Linked DNA regions of Homo sapiens: region 2 is linked to region 1. A link is an interaction called in ENCODE POLR2A ChIA-PET data of the cell type or tissue named here. Cell type or tissue: MCF 10A. All regions are shown on one strand.

Region 1 (2,500 bases):
CAACTGATTGGATTTCTCTCACCACAAACTGATTTTGCCTGATTTTACACTTGCTCTAAATGGACTTGTATGATTTATGTTTTGTGTGTCTGGCCTTTTATCCCCACGTTGTAGTTTTGAGACTCATCATGTGGTTGTGTGTATTCATAGTTTTTCCCTTGTCATTGCTGAGTAGTATTCCATTGTGTGGATATGCCACAAGTTATTTTTCCATTCTCCTGATAATGAAGCTGCTGTGAACATTCTTCTACCATGTGTACGTGTTTTCACTTGTCATCAGTAAATGCCTAGGAATGCAATCTCTAGATCATAGAATAGGTGGCTACTTAACTCCAAAAGAAACTACCAGACATTTTCCAAAGTGGTTGTATCTGTCTACACTCCCGCCAGCGATTTGGGAGTTCCGGTCGCCCCATCCACAACCTCAGGCCCACTTGATACTGTCAGCCCTTTTGATTTTAGACCTTACCTGCATTTTAATGAGAAATTAAGACTCTGTTGGTGGTTTTCAGATATATAATTGTGAACTAGAAAATGTAGCAGAATTTGAGGGCCTGACAGACTTCTCAGATACGTTCAAGTTGTACCGAGGCAAGTCGGATGAAAATGAAGATCCTTCTGTGGTTGGAGAGTTTAAGGTGAGTAAGATGTGTGTTGGTCCCGTTTAAAATCCACCTTCATTTTCTATATAGGCCTAGAATAAAGGACAACCAGGCTCTAGGGAGGGGCACATCCTGCAGCCTCTGAGGGATGCTGGCATTTTCTATATAGGCCTAGGATAAAGGACAACCAGGGTCTAGGTAGGGGCACATCCTGCAGCCTCTGAGGGATGCTGGAAGGTGCCAGAAAGGAAAAGGGGGAGGGGGGCCAGAGCACTCGAGCCATCTCCGCATCTCTTCCTGCCTCCCTGCTCACGCCAAGCAGCCTTGACTGAGCCATCTCCGCATCTCTTCCTGCCTCCCTGCTCACGCCAAGCAGCCTTGAATCCTAAGATACAGTCTCTCCAAGATCTAGTTCCTCTCTTCATCCTACTGCCCCTACCATGCTTTCAGCAGGATCATCGTGACAACTTCTCACTTGACAGTCCTTGTCACCTTTCTCGTCACACTCCTCTCCAGCCTCCATGCAACCAAATCTGATCTTCTCTCTGGACTACTGAAAGGCTTTGCTTGGGTTTTCACAGTCAAGTCGCAACTCCTTTCAAAGGCAGAGCCAGTCTTTCCCAAGCTACATGGTCCCCTGCCTCCCTCCCCCTCACACACTCCACCCTCCTGCCTGGGAGAGCCTCGCCCAAGCCCCGGACACACCTTGTCCTCTCAATAAGTCGGAGGCTTGGGACAGGCTCTTCTTCCTTCCCTGGGTGCCCTTTCTACCTGCTTTGTGGTCTGACGAAGTCCTACTCATTCTTTTAAGCGCCAGCTCAAATGTCACTCTCTTTGTCAAGTGTTCCCTGATTGCTTCGGGCAGCGTGACTCACTCCTGCTCTGGGCTCCCACAGGTCTGGGTTCATGCCTCCATGAAAGCATCTTACACATGGAAAGTATCTGCTTTATAATTGCCCCTCCCTGCAACCACGCTTGGCAAAGTCATGGCAGATGTGCTGCTGCTGCTTTATAATCCTTTGCCTGTAGCAGACATTGCTAAGGGACGAGAGGATGATGCCTGATGTGTGGTCTCAAATCCTTCTCAGTACAGCCTCCCACCAAGCAATCACATATGGCACAAGAGCCAACCCTACTGAACATCGCTGTGCCAGACGGGAGTCTTTGAGTTCTTTTGTGGGTCCCTAGTACCTGGCACATAGTAGGTGCTTATTCCATGCTGCTTGACTGAATAAAGACCACTGGAACTAAGACCTGTATGTTCTGAATCCGGCTTCAGTGCTTTCTCCTGGTTTTAAGGCAAAATATGTGGCCTCTCCAGCAGGTCTTGTTGGCTCGCTCCTTCAAAATACAATTTTTGTGGCGTTACTATATGCCTAGTCCTGTGTTAGGCCCTGGAGATAGGGTGATGAACAAGACTTTATGCTCCCCTCACCCGTCTCTAGAAGCCCACAGTCTAATGAAGGATCTAGAGAATAAATAGATTATCTCAATGCAGAGGCCAGTGCTGTGCCAGGGGTGAGTATGGGGTTGGATGAGAGCACCCAGAGGACATACCAAGCCCAGGAGCAGTCAGGGAGGTTTCCTGGAGGAAGTGACACCTTTCAGCTGAGATTTGAAAGATAAACAGGAGTTTGCCTGGGAGTGGGAGGTGGAGTACAGAGGTGCTACAGGAAAAGCGGAATCACTGTTGGTATTTCGTTGGGTTTAAAATGTAATTATTGTTATTCCTATCTTCAAAGAATGTGCAGTATTTCACTCTTTCTCACCACCACCTCCTCCATCACACTGGCCCATGTTCTCCTCTTGACTCCCAGTTTCTGCTCTGCCCTCTCTTCTCCCCTGTGAGCTCTCAAATAATTACTTGAGAATCATTTCACTTTCCCTACTGGAAATAT
Region 2 (2,500 bases), 160 kb before region 1:
CTTCTTCAAGCAATCCTCCTGGCCTGGCCTCAAGCAATCTTTCCACCTTGGCCTCCCAAAGTGCTGGGATTATAGGCATGATCCACTGAGCCTGGCCTATTTTAGCTCCTATTAAAATTTAAGTCTGCATGGTAACTAAAACATTTCATTTGTAACCAGGGTATTAATAGGCAATCCAATCGCTCCACTTCCCTGCTGAAAAATACATCTCCAATAGGTCCCTGTCACCATGAGGTATGTGTAAGAATGAAGAGCACGGACTCTGGAAAAAGACTGCCTGCATTCAGATCCTGGCTTTACTTACCGTGAGAACCTAGGCAAGGTGCTTAGCCAAACCAGGCCTCAGCTTTTTCGTCTGTAGAATGGGGATCCTACCATAGCAGGGACTTCACAGGGTAGGGTGGTGGAAGGTTTCAATGAGAAAAAATGCTTAGGATAGTGTTTGGCACGTAGTGAGTACTCAGTAGATGTTACTGAGCAAATAAGGCTCTCTGAGCTGGTAACTGCCTGCCTGCCTAGGCTCAGTGCTTGACTGTTTTATGTCATACATGATGTTCCACCAGTGTGGAATGTCTTGGGGTTCCAAATGTTCACCATATGTATTTAACTCTATTTCAGATCATACAGTCAGGCACACACACATACACACATATCAATCCAACCATTAAGATTCAGTCCAGTTTTCAGCTGTCACCTCCTCCAGGGAGCCTACCATGCTTGCCCTCCCCTGCCCTACAGATACCTATCTCTTCAGTTTATCTCTTTCTATCATTGCCCTCACCACATGATGCTACAATTATCTGTGAGCTTCTTGCAGAGCAGAAATGTGTCCTATTCATTTTTGTAGTTAGCATTGTGCCTGGCACCAAGTAGCGTTTAATAAGTATTAGCTGAATAAGGTGCATATGTGCGTGAATGAATGAGGGCTCTTCCAGAAGAACAGCTGGGAGCCATTTGTCTATCAGACATTTTGATGAAGAATTATTGTTTCTGTAAAGGTGAGCACAAGGCTTAAAATTATTCCACTTTTGCCTGTTCTATTTTTTCTAGGTTGATTTTAGAAAATATATTAATATCTTCTTAGAGAAGTCAGATTAATTCCTATCTTATATTTAGCTCCCCCAGTTGCCTTGAATGATGACAATATGATGGTGCCAAATGTTATAAAATAATTTATCTCCTCCTGCCCTCTACGTGGACTCAGTTGCTGCCAAGCACTTTCTTAAAGGAATGAAATTCAAATATACTATATATTAAGTTATTTAAAGATAGTGTCTTCCACTGTGAGAAGCCCTGTAATTAAGCCACCAAAAATAGTATTTTAGCTCTAAAAAGCACTTTGGTTATCAACTGAAACAATGGACCCTTCTGTGCATGCCAATTTGAAAAATGCTGTTAGGTAATACCTAAGATTCTGTAAAACTGGAATTGGAATAAGATGTTACGAATCTATCTTCATTTCTCTTCCACTAAATCCTCTTTGCTACCCCAGCACTTTGCTCTTCACATCTAGATTTTTTGCTGAGTCTCCCTTCTCTTCCTCTCACATTCCTCTTTCTCCATCTCTTTTGTCTCACTGTTCCAGGGCAAGTGTAAGGCCACTCACCTAGATTAATGCTTGAGTTTACTTGAGACAGGTAAGAAACAATGAAACAGAAATATGAGATCTCAGCTGAGGTGAAGCTGGGAAGGGAGTTTGACTCGGAAGACACTAGGTTTGAATCCTGGCTCAAGTTTTTTGTCACTTCTGTGCCTCCATTTTGTTAGGGCAGTACAGGTATTTCTTCTTAACTTAAGATGGGCCATTGCTTTTCTCATGTTCCTAGGAGCCACCTTAGTAGTGCGTTTGCACCATCTCTGGGGGCCTTGCGGCATATGAAATCAGCATCTTGGGGGAGCGCACCCATACTGGTCAACTCTCTTTTATCCAAATTTGTGTTCTGCACTGCCCTTCGACACAGCACACTTAGAATCCAGCCCCATGTGAACTCTTCCAGCTTCTGCCAGTCCAATTGGTTGTGTCCTGCAGTTTGTTCAAGGGGTGTCCCCTTTCTGTCTTCAGCAGGCAGGCCTAGCACATCCCAGGCAGCAATATGTTGTTAGGACTTAACCGTAGATATTGGTAACGGCCGGGGTGGGAGGCCTTCGCAGATCCTGAGAAAAGAACAAGGTGTCTTGCAGGGGGGAGGCCTTCACATCATCTCCAAGCAAGGTGGAGTGGTGCTTGTCTTTAATCTGAGCTCCCCCAGGCTCAGAGGGCTCAGAGAAATTTGGGGATTTAAGATTCTCAAGGACATCAACCAGATATCCCCATCCTATGTATCAGGGTCCCAGTCCTTCCCCAAGCAGAGCCTTGATCTTATCAGAGTCAACTTGTCTCGGTTGGGGGTTCAATCTTCCTTGGAGCTTGTCGTCTTTTGTGACTAAGTTCTGGTGCTGGGCCTGAGCTTTCCCAGTTCTCCTGCTGCAGGAGAGGCCACCTGGCTTTCATTCATAGCTA

What was found. Peaks named below come from ENCODE experiments on the same cell type or tissue, not always from the same donor. Only the 100,000 strongest peaks of a DNase experiment are listed, where the experiment ranks them.
Region 2: POLR2A ChIA-PET joins it to region 1 with 6 read pairs; 3 of 35 experiments call an interaction of 5 or more read pairs at or near these places.

Annotation. Positions count from the first base shown.
Region 1 is chr10:93,334,059-93,336,558 of GRCh38, reverse strand. It overlaps MYOF (myoferlin), which reads left to right. Exons shown (of 54, transcript NM_013451.4): 41 at 513-638. Among named protein-coding and RNA genes, the nearest start is that of MYOF, 150 kb to the left of the region's middle. RefSeq lists an enhancer at 1,448-2,500. In MCF 10A, no CTCF peak of the experiment used is centred here; a DNase peak (open chromatin) is centred at 1,438.
Region 2 is chr10:93,490,013-93,492,512 of GRCh38, reverse strand. No RefSeq gene overlaps it. Among named protein-coding and RNA genes, the nearest start is that of CEP55, 5.3 kb to the left of the region's middle. In MCF 10A, no CTCF peak of the experiment used is centred here; no DNase peak of the experiment used is centred here.